Regions from separate parts of the Homo sapiens genome. Here all the other regions are linked to region 2. Evidence: chromatin contacts called from ENCODE Hi-C or POLR2A ChIA-PET data. All regions are on one chromosome and are shown on one strand. Each heading gives the region's core, a stretch centred on a gene start or an enhancer-like site at or near the end of the contact. The rest is flanking DNA. Distances are from core to core; before and after follow the strand shown. Region 1 overlaps KCNJ6-AS1 (KCNJ6 antisense RNA 1). Region 2 overlaps TTC3 (tetratricopeptide repeat domain 3). Region 3 overlaps DYRK1A (dual specificity tyrosine phosphorylation regulated kinase 1A).

Region 1 (3,332 bases), core at 681-3,180, 390 kb after region 2:
ACTTTCTTTCTTTCCTTTCTTCCTTCCTTTTTTTTTTCTTTTTTTTTTTTTTTTTGACAAAGTCTTGCTCTGTCGCCCAGGCTGGAGTGCAGTGTGGCTCGATCTCGGCCCACTGCAACCTCTGCCTCCCGGGTTCAAGCGATCCTCGTGCCTCAGCCTCCCGAGTAGCTAGGATTATGGGCGCCCGCCACCATGCCTGGCTAATTTTTGTATTTTAGTAGACACAGAGTTTCACTTTTTTTTTTTCAAATAGAGACAGTGTTACTGGTGGAGGGTGTCCAGGTTCTTGGCGTCTTGTACAAAGAACTGGGCAAAACCCACAAACACAGCAAGGAAAGAACGAAGCAACAAAAGCAGAGATTTATTGAAAACGAAAGTACACTCCACAAGATGGGATCAGACCCGAGCATAGGGACTAAGAGCCTGGTTTCAGAATTTTCTGGGGTTTAAATGCCCTCTAGAGGTTTCCCATTGGCCACTTGCTGTACACCCATGCAAATGAAGTAGTGGCTTGCAATCTACTGTAACTACAAAGTGAAGTTACAAAGGTTACACACTATGCAAACGTCTGATTAGTTGTGGAAAGCAACCAATCAGCGGCTAAAGTGAAGTTACAAAGTTACACTTCTATGTAAACAAAGACTTAGCCTGCAATCAGTCTGTCTGGTTGTAGAAAATGGGAAAGTATGGAGGGTTTATCTCTGGTCCTTTTGTTACTTTGTTGTGGAAAGTTGGGGTTTTCCTTTTGATTTAGTTCTAGGAAGTCAACATGAGTTGGCCTTAGGTTCCCTGCTTCTAGACCCCATTCTCCTGCCTCAACAGGGTCTTACTATGTTGGCTAGGTTGGTCTTGAACTCTTGGCCTCAAGCAGTCCTCCTGTCTCGGCCTCCCTAAGTGCTAGGATTACAGGCGTGAGCCCCCACGCCTGCAGAGGAGACTTTATTTCTTATAAGGGGTTATAGGCTGCAGGGTGGCCATCCTGTAGGCTGGGAAGAGCCTCCTTCAAAGACCAGAGACAGGCCCTCTGGGGGAAGAAGGGGTAAGTCAGAAATTTAAGTTGAACATGTTGACCAAATGTACATATTCAACAGATTATCAGAGGAGATGTGAGTATTTATGAAGGGGGTCCTGACACATGCATATTGAACAAACATGCATGTAACATACAACCCATGTTCATTTGGGGTGGAAAATAACATTTGAATGTATTACAATTAGCCCCTATAGGTCAAAAGTTCCTTTTGGGACACAAAAGCACTCAAGTGTGCACCCTCTGTAAACTGGCTAGGACTAGTTCATGATTGGATTGGTGGTGTCTCATCTAGAGAAAGTTACTGACATCAGTGTCTTGTACAATCAAAGGTGTAGTTATGGCTGGGCAGTTAGTCTGTGCCTTATCTGCGTGAGCTGCAAATTGTTTTAATATTGCTTATCCTGAGACCAGTGCTTATTTAGACGGTAGAGAAAAAGAAAAATTCTGTGGCTGTTAGAACAGAATTTATTCTTTAAGCATAGAGGTGAGTGATTCAACCCTTGCTTGGTGTAAGGAACATGGTTGTGCTTTGGTCAAGGATAGGCCAAGGTGGGATGTTTACATCCTGCGTGACTCAGGGAGTTTAGAGCGCAGGCGTATAACTCCACTTGTTATCGCATCCACGGAGCCATAACATGGGAAGGCCGTCCCTTGGCATTAAGCCACTATTGTCTGTAAAAGGTATAATTGCCCTGCCGACACTGTACAGGTGCTGGCACCCAGAGAAAGAGAGAGAGCCAGAGCTGTCCATCTTTGCAGATGGACAGAGGGGAACCAGGACACAGCTTGGCTCACTGGCGCCCAGAGAGAGACAGAGTTAAGCTGCCAACCTTGAAGGCAAGGGAGAGCTGGCTGCGCAGCTGTGTGTGTGGGAGCTACCAGACTAAGCAGCCGAGACAGGGCGGACAGTGTGAGAAAGCTGTTGATGAAAGCTGCTGTTGAATAAAACCATATTCACCTGCCTACCACCCCATGACTGTTCTTTCTGCTCATCTACCCACTCCCTTTGGACCTCAGCATGGGCTGGAACCTGACCCCAAGTGTGACATTTGGCATAGTTGTGAGCCTGACACCTGGCGTGGCCATAGGTCTTATTTATAGTTTGATGTCTTATTTATAGTGTGATATCTTATTGTCACAGAATCTGTTGTCCTATGATCTCTATTTTAGCATTAATGCTCATCAGCTGTGTCTAAACCGCAAAATGGGAGGCATTAACGAGGCATGTCTGCCTGCCCATCCTGTCATGGCTGGGAACTCAATTTTTAAGGTTTTTCAGGGGTCCCTTTGGCCAAGAGAGGGCTCGTTTAATTTGTGGGGAGGACTTAGGATTTTATTTTTAGCTTACACTCTGAAGCTCCTGCTCACATCCAATTGTATGAAAACAAGCTTTTCATGTATTTCGTCTAGTAATTTTTTTAAATTTTTTGTTTTTGCAGCAGAAGGATTCCTCTGGTTCTCCATCACGGCCAGAAGCATAATTTGATGACAGCATTTTTTTTTTTTTTTGAGACAGAGTCTTGCTCTGTCACCCAGGCTGGAGGGCAGTGGTGTCACCCAGGCTGGAGGGCAGTGGTATGACCTTGGTTCACTGCAACCCCCACCTCACAGGTTCAAGTGATTCTCCTGCCTCAGCCTCCTGAGTAGCTGGGATTACAGGTGTACGCTGCCACTCCCAGCTAATTTTTTGTATTTTAGTAGAGACGGGGTTTCACCGTGTTGCCCAGGCTGGTCTTGAACTCCTGAGCTCAGGCAATCCACCCACCTTGGCTTCCCAAAGTGCTAGGATTACAGGTGTGAGCCACCGCGCTCAGCCGATGACAGCATTCTTTTCGATCATTTTCTTTTCTGCTGTTCAGACACTGCTAATGGCTTGTAGTTTCCCGTGATACTAATGAGACAGGCTAGTTTATTAGTGTTTTGTTCTCTTTTTTCTATCTCCTCCCCATGCCCATTCTGAGCAGATAGCTGTACTCTTCACATGTCCTTGCTTCAAGAAACTGGTTGAAGACCACCCTTCGTCCAGCCTTGTGTGAGTCTGAGCTTGTTGAAGAGACTTTGCCACAAGTTTAGTGGTGGGAGAGGGGGAAAAGGAGTGCTTTTGAGGTCTGGGAAGGAGAAGAAGATATTTTAGAACCGACTCTCACACCTCGTGCCTCCCAGCAGGGCCTCGAGGGTGTGGTGAGACACCAGGACCACACAGCCTTGGGACCAAAGCTGTGCCTGATGTGATACAGGTCTCCATAAAGGTTTGCCAAACAAGCAAGTTAGTACTTACAATTTCCCATGACTGTCACTC
Region 2 (3,666 bases), core at 529-3,028:
TAGTATGGTATAGTAATTATCTTTTATGCATATTTTCTCTACCAAACTGTGATCTTGAAAGTAAGGACTGTTTTTCATTTTGTTTGTTTTTTGAATGGGGGTCTCATTGTATTGCCAAGGTAGAACTCCTGGGCTCAAGGGATCCTCCTGCCTCAGACTCCTGAGTAGACAAGACTACAAACACATGCCACCAGCCCCAGAAGGGTGGTTTTTAAAATTATCTTTGGTTGACAGCACCTAGCTTAGTATACAAACTAGGAGCTTTGCAAATGTTTATCAAACAGTGTGTGCTTGGCCCCTGAAAAGCTGCATTTAATGAATTGTGTTTTCATGTTCTCTATCAGCCTACATCAGAGGACATCAGGCTCACATTCTGTGAAGTTTGCTGCTTTGTTTACTGCTAGTATGGAGTTGGGGATATTATCCATTCTTTCATGTGACAGATATTTCTTGAATGTTCTCTTAAGTGTCAGGCTCTGTGCTGGTCTTGTGGGGCGTTTCTGCAGCATCCTCTTCTTGAGGCCCTTCTGTCTGCCATCACTTCCAGGGCCTCTCTTGTGCAACTGGTTTGTTTTTATGTTTTATATTGAATTGTACAGTTCATTATATTTTCTCTTTGACCTTGTCTGCCAGAAAGTTTTCATGTTATTTCTAAAGAATGGTTAGGACTGCATGCCATTCATTTTTATATTACTCTCACTCATGGTTTTGTATTGTCATTCCTCTCTCTCTATTCTGTTTTCTTTATCTGCTTAGCATTCTTTTTATTTTGTCTTTTAAATATTTATGTATATATTATCTTTTTTTTTACACCATGGAATACTATGCAGCCATAAAAAATGATGAGTTCATGTCCTTTGTAGGGACATGGATGAAACTGGAAATCATCATTCTCAGTAAACTATCGCAAGAACAAAAAACCAAACACTGCATATTCTCACTCATAGGTGGGAATTGAACAATGAGATCACATGGACACAGGAAGGGGAATATCACACTCTGGGGACTGTTGTGGGGTGGGGGGAGGGGGGAGGGATAGCATTGGGAGATATACCTAATGCTAGATGACGAGTTAGTGGGTGCAGTGCACCAGCATGGCACATGTATACATATGTAACTAACCTGCACAATGTGCACATGTACCCTAAAACTTAAAGTATAATAAAAAAAAATGGCTTTATAAGGAGAAAAAAAAAAGAATGTTTTAATTTCAGTAAGAATGAAACAATAAAACTTTAGAAAATGTAAAAAAAAAAAAATTAAATATTTATGTATATATTATCAAAGGTACCTCAAATATTTATTTTAGAACAACACTGAGGTTTAATAAAAAAGATAAGTTTTTTCCTAATTGAGAAAAAGAAATTGTTTATAGTTATGTCAATAAACTGTAATATAGCAGATACAGTTGTGTATAGCCTATTTGTTTTATGCTAAGTTTGAAAGAAAAACGTTCAGGAGATCATTCTGTCTTCCATGCAGTCAGAAACAAGCTCGTGATAGCTGACCTGTTTAGCATTGTGAGGCAGCTATGGCATTCAGCAGTGGTTAGTACAAACAGAAGATGAACTCATGTGGTATTTTCGTTGCCTGAGCTATATGTGTATGTATGTGCACATATGTTTATAATACTTTGTGCTTCTTGATACTTGAACTCCCTTAGGTACTTGTTGCCAACTAGGTTCTTATGCCTCAGCATAACCTTGTGGTTGCACATAATCTCCCAGCCAAAGGGATGGATCCCAGGTGAGATCATTGGCTCAGAATAGGAGCACAGGATAGGTGAGAAACAAGATTGGCTTGGCTGCCAGCAGCAAGGCATACAAATTCACATTGGTCCTGGTAGAACCGAACCAGGTGGAACACAGGATTCTTAAGTAGAGTAGGCATGGTGGTCACCTCAGTCACAGTAATGACTCAAGAAATTCAGGATCAACAAGGTTGCAGCTAAGAAGATGTGGGAAGAACTGGTTCCTATGTTAAAGGGAACATTACTGAGCTGTTGTTCAATTTTTGCCACCTAAGAACAGTTGTCCTGTGCCAAAATCAACCTTATCCCTGCTGTAGGATTCAGAAATCTTAAAGGACCTTGACTGGTTAGCAAATCTGCCTTTAAAAAACATGAAAACCTTGGTGTCTAAGGCTGAAGAGGGAGTAGTGGTCTCTTAAGTTGATAGAGCTTTTGACCTGAGGGCCATGATTTCCTATGGAATCCATGTAGGTTGACTTTAGTGTCCTTTCTTACAGAGAAGACCTCGAGTTTCTATAGCTGAAATGACCTACGTGTGCTCTAAGCCTAAGCAGGAAGTTCAGGCTGTAGGGAACCTGATAGGAAGTAAAAAATTAAAAGTTTCCCTAAAGCAAATGTGAAGTTAGGATTTCATTAAGCCGTCATTGATAATAGTGAGATTTTAAACTAGAAAATATTTGTTTCCTTTAAATATTGCTTTGATTCACGTTTAAATTAATTATTAGAAATATTAACATAGGGAATGTTTTACTTATAAGTGACTGGTATTTATAAGCATGTGCCCCACCCAAACCCCTTGCTACAATTAAATAGATGATACTTCAAAAAAGACATCAAACCTTTAGAGAATGTGTAGATTCAGAAGTTTCAAACCAGCAACTACATAGGAAGTTGACAAAGAGGGTTAGGTGTCAAGTGGTGCTGTACCAAACCCTCCAGGGGAACGGTAACTAGCATTGTCTCCAAAGAGGTTTTCATTTCTCTTTGTCACACTGCCTGAAATTCTGGCAGGTATCTCAACCCAAATGCCTTTAATGACCAGCAAGAGGATTACATTTATATTTATAAAAGCAAACAAAAACTATTGGCCTTGCCAACTAAAACATGCATACACTCCCTGTAGATTAGAGAATCATTTAGGCTGGAGAGTAAGTGTGAACACTTCTGGGCACGTCGGAGTGGTTCTTCGGGGTGTCTTACTGTAATCAGGTACACGTAGCGGGTAGGATGTGGCTGTCTGGTGTGACTTGGTGTCCCAGGCTTGGCTGGGGGGCATAGTCTGCCACAGGGCGCCAGCTTGGGAGTGTGTTCCACTGAACTTAGGTCATTGTTTAAGCTATGGCACCGTCACAATTCTAGCCTTTCAGTCTCTTTTGTTAAAAAGTATATTTTGCCATTTATTTAAGTACTTTCTAAATGTTTTTAGATCTCAAAGACGGAATTAGATTGGTTCCTTCAAGATTTGGAAAGAGAAATTAAAAAATGGCAACAGGAAAAAAAAGAAATCCAAGAAAGACTAAAATCACTGAAGAAGAAAATTAAAAAGGTTTCAAATGCCAGTGAAATGTAAGTAATGATTGAAAGGCAGTAATTTTTATTTAAAAAAAAATATTGTGGCTTTTGGTTATTTTCACATTTTTGATATTTAATATTAAACTACATCAAGTAAAGTAAAAATGAATACTGTTTTCATTGTTTTGTCTCATTTAAAAAAGTATTCATTGAGTAATTATCTCACCTGAATTTTTTTCTAAACTTAACATTTTTTCAGATAAATTATATAAAAGTGAGAGTAGCATGGAACTGAGAATCCCCAAGGAACTGACTTCCTTCCAGTTTGAACACCATCCCTTTCTCTGGCCCTCTTTTTTCTTATCAGCAAAACATGGGGGCTGGTCTAAAATCTAAGGTTCTTT
Region 3 (3,566 bases), core at 150-2,649, 280 kb after region 2:
CGTGAGTGTTTGGATTTTGTTGTTCTCTTTAAAGAGTGTTGAATGTCGTCCTGGCAGGCTGTTAATTCACTTGCAGACCATCTTGATCCTTTGAGGTTTGTTTCAGTCTCTGTTAGAACAGGGGCCAGCCTTTACTGTAGGGCTGGATTAGCCCTAGCCCTAAATGTGGATTTTCTGGGGTCTCTGTTGAATGTCTGTGGGTTTCTCCACTGTAGCCTGTTTGAACACTCAATGTCTTACAGTCTTGTGTGAATTTTAGTAGTTATTCAGTTCACAGTTCCCTGGTAGTTGTTCTGTGCCTGGCTTCATGGTCCTTCTCCCAGTGCTTGTGCAGCTTAGCATTTGGCCAAAGAGTCAAGGAGAACCCTATGTACGGATTGATGGAGCTCCTTCTCTTTTTGTTACCTGCTGCACAAATTCCAGCCAATTCAGTGGCCTTGAACTCTTCCTTCTGTCTCTGCAGCACAGTGAGATTGCTGTGTTCTGTTTGGGCTCCCCCTTCCTATATTGTACCCTGGAAAGTGCCTCTAGATAGGAAACCAGGGGGATTGTAGGGCTCACCAAGAGTGATTTCTTTTTTCAGTCATCACGATTCTGCACTGCCTGTTGTCCAGTGTTTGAAAACGGTTATTTCGTATGTTTTGACTAGTTCTTTAGTTGTTTATGATGAATGAGGGAGTCTGGTACCAGGTACTCTACAAAGGTCATAAGTGGAAATCTGATAATACAAATTCCTAAGGGTAACATGTTTTTATCCATAACCCATTGTTACTAACAATTTTAATATATAGATTCAGTTAATCTTTCATGCTGAAAAACCTGAGATTTTATTTACGTCTTATATGAGCAATTTCATTGTGTTTCTAGATAATTGAGTATGCTCTTTTGGCTAGTGGGTTGACAAGCTTGTGTGTGCATGTGTGTGTGTGTGTGTTTAATGTTGGCACGTGTGTGTGTGTGTGTGTGTGTGTGTGTGTATCCTGTAGTAACACATATTGGCCACTAGAGGGTAATAAGAAAGCAGTTCATTTGTTCTTATTGGCTCACTGTTACTAAATAGTCCTTATCATTAGACTTTTTGCATAGTCACAGTCATTGCTTACTTTCACTTTAATATATATTTATTTAACACCTTCTGTGGAGCCAGGCACTGCACTGTGTGCTTGGGATATAAAAATGAGTAAGAGCAGTTGACTGAGCAATAGCTGTAGCCTGTGCTATAAGACTTTTCTCTGCTTTTGATTCAAGAACCCCTCATTTAAAAAATACTACATTCATCCTTACCTCCCGTGCAGTCCCCTCCCTCCCTCTCTCAATGATTTCTTCACAGTCTAAATATTCCTGATGGATTCAGTTCATTCCTTTATTGCACAGATATTTATTGAATGCAGGCCATGTGCCAGGCACTGTTCTTGGTGCTGATGATAAAATCGTGAACAAAGCTTACTCATGGACTTTCGTTCACTTACCCTCTTAATCATGTGCCTTTATTTCCGGCCATCATTAGAGGTGCAATTCATTTTGGATGTGCCTTGTTGCTAGGGACCTCGTGGGTTTTTGCCCACATAAGCTTGGTTGCCCTCCTCATTTCTTAGTGGATTCTGTCTTAGAACCTCAGCCTCATAAGTTTCCACATTTAGATGCTATAGTTTTAATTAAATTATTTTCATTTACTTTTTGTTCTTTAATATTGTTCTTTGATTTAACTGTTTCTCTTTAAAATCTACTATCAATTAATACTGTCACAGGAATGGTCCCCTGTTAACACATTACTAACAAAGAAATTCAGGTTAGGTAAGAATAACATTCAGATCTACAAGTAGAGCTACGTGTGGGTTATGTATCAGAGATGATGGCTTCTGATACTTGTTATTTTTACTTTTTTGTTTTTAAACTTAGGGTCTTTTCTCATGCTTTTTGTATTTGCTGTTTCCTCTGTGTTTACCACTATCTTTTTGAATCTTATGTCCCAGTCTTTGAGATGTGTTGTTTATGAAATATTTCTCTGTAGAATCAGTGCTGATCCATACTGGTAATATGGTCTCTAGTTATTATAGTTCCTTGCTAGAACATAGTAACGTGGCTGAAGTAAGAAAGCTGCTTCATTTTTCTTTTAGTAAAATATTGAATTTTTCCCAAGTTTAGCAAAGTTACAGAAACATGCTCATGGTAAAAATGATCCATACAGTTCAGAAGCACGTAAAGACAGAACTCCACATGCATGATTTTCTCCAACATGCTTTCCATACTGTTTGACAGCAGTTGAAAATACTTTGGAACTGCACTCCAAATGATGATTTTAGATAGCTTTGAATTATTTGTTAAGTTCATCATTAAATTATAACATTATCTGATGTTAAAACATGTATTGTGATACATTCTTAAGCTAAGATATTATTATACTGAGTTGAATAAAGATTATATAATACGGTAGATAGTAGGTTGAACCATATGAAATTACTGTTTTTGTAAGCCAAGGGTAGTCAGAAATCTATCAGCAGTTTCATATGGTTCCGCATAATACTTTATATGATCATCCCTGTTACAGGATGAACTGAGTCATTTTTTCCATTAACATTTGCATTAAAATTTTAGGAAGATAGAAACTTAAGAGTAAAAACATGGGTAATTTGCTTAATTATGAAATCAGGTTAACTAGAAATACGCATATTAGTTTTGTCCCCTTGGAATCTTATCATAGGAAAGGAATGAATGAATGGATAACTTAAATACTTTTTGGTGTTGCAGGAGGAAATTAAACTTAGGTTTATTCTGAATTTCATACACAGCAGTCGAGTTAAGAAAGGAGACAATGAGCATGTGGCAAGCACACCTCGTTTATATACCATGTTTACCAGCAGTCCTCCTGTACTGGTGGCTTAATCTTTCTTCACTTTCACTAAATAACTGATAATGTCACTAACTAGTTATGATAGGTGTTATAATACATAGCTAAAAAGGTACCAGAAGTGAAAAAGTTTTTTCTTGCCAATTCACATTCAGATCATCCACAGCAAATTCCAAAAAGAACATCAGATTCTTTGTCACCTAGCATATCACCGTTATGCATGGGAATGTGTATTATTCTCCCTAAAAAAAGTTTCAACTTTATAACTAGAAAAGTAAATCTATTGGGGAAAAAAAACCCTCTAGTGTATTGTTTAGATAGACTATAACTTATTTTTGGATTATCCACTACTTGAATTAGTTGGAGAACAGCTTTCTTTTATTAAGGTGACCAATGCTTTTCAAAATAGTATTGGCATCATCTGATGACTTGTTAGAAATGTTGACCCTTGGCCAGGCATGGTGGCTCATGCCTGTAATCCTAGCACTTTGGGAGGCCAAAGTGAGTGGATCACCTGAGGTCAGGAGTTCAAGACCAGCCTGGCCAACATGGTGAAACTCTGTCTCTACTAAAAATACAAAAATTAGCTATGGGTGGTGGCGGGTGCCTGTAATCCCAGCTAGTTGGGAGGCTGAGGCAGGAGAATTGCTTGACCCTAGGAGACAAAGGTGGCAGTGAGCCAAGAGTGCACCACTGCCCTCCAGCCTGGGTAACAGCG

The links. A loop is a pair of places that touch in the nucleus more often than their neighbours do. ChIA-PET counts read pairs that join two places held with the same protein, here RNA polymerase II (POLR2A). Pooled maps may share reads with other maps.
Region 1: a loop to region 2 is called in a pooled map of gastrocnemius medialis, with 2.2 times the contacts of the local background. The contact joins two enhancer-like sites. A Hi-C loop is called at or near these places in 1 of 37 single-sample maps with no recorded cell type and 3 of 50 pooled maps. POLR2A ChIA-PET finds 5 or more read pairs at or near these places in 3 of 52 experiments (OCI-LY7, T-cell and activated naive CD4-positive, alpha-beta T cell).
Region 3: a loop to region 2 is called in a map of psoas muscle, with 2.6 times the contacts of the local background. The contact joins two enhancer-like sites. A Hi-C loop is called at or near these places in 1 of 168 maps with a recorded cell type or tissue (psoas muscle) and 1 of 50 pooled maps. POLR2A ChIA-PET finds 5 or more read pairs at or near these places in 3 of 52 experiments (AG04450, SK-N-SH and endothelial cell of umbilical vein).

What each region holds. Positions count from the first base shown.
Region 1 is chr21:37,565,446-37,568,777 of GRCh38, forward strand. The region is part of intron 1 of KCNJ6-AS1 (KCNJ6 antisense RNA 1); the gene reads left to right. The region is part of intron 1 of LOC105372798 (a long non-coding RNA gene); the gene reads left to right. Among named protein-coding and RNA genes, the nearest start is that of KCNJ6-AS1, 48 kb to the left of the region's middle. Within about 2 kb of position 1,931, at least 5 of the 41 ENCODE cell types and tissues checked have a DNase peak (open chromatin) inside an H3K27ac peak, as active enhancers do.
Region 2 is chr21:37,179,598-37,183,263 of GRCh38, forward strand. TTC3 (tetratricopeptide repeat domain 3) reads left to right here. Exons shown (of 46, transcript NM_001330683.2): 36 at 3,177-3,316. Among named protein-coding and RNA genes, the nearest start is that of TTC3-AS1, 12 kb to the right of the region's middle. Within about 2 kb of position 1,779, at least 2 of the 41 ENCODE cell types and tissues checked have a DNase peak (open chromatin) inside an H3K27ac peak, as active enhancers do.
Region 3 is chr21:37,462,257-37,465,822 of GRCh38, forward strand. All of the region lies in intron 2 of DYRK1A (dual specificity tyrosine phosphorylation regulated kinase 1A), which reads left to right. Among named protein-coding and RNA genes, the nearest start is that of KCNJ6-AS1, 55 kb to the right of the region's middle. RefSeq lists a silencer at 1,003-1,052. Within about 2 kb of position 1,400, at least 9 of the 41 ENCODE cell types and tissues checked have a DNase peak (open chromatin) inside an H3K27ac peak, as active enhancers do.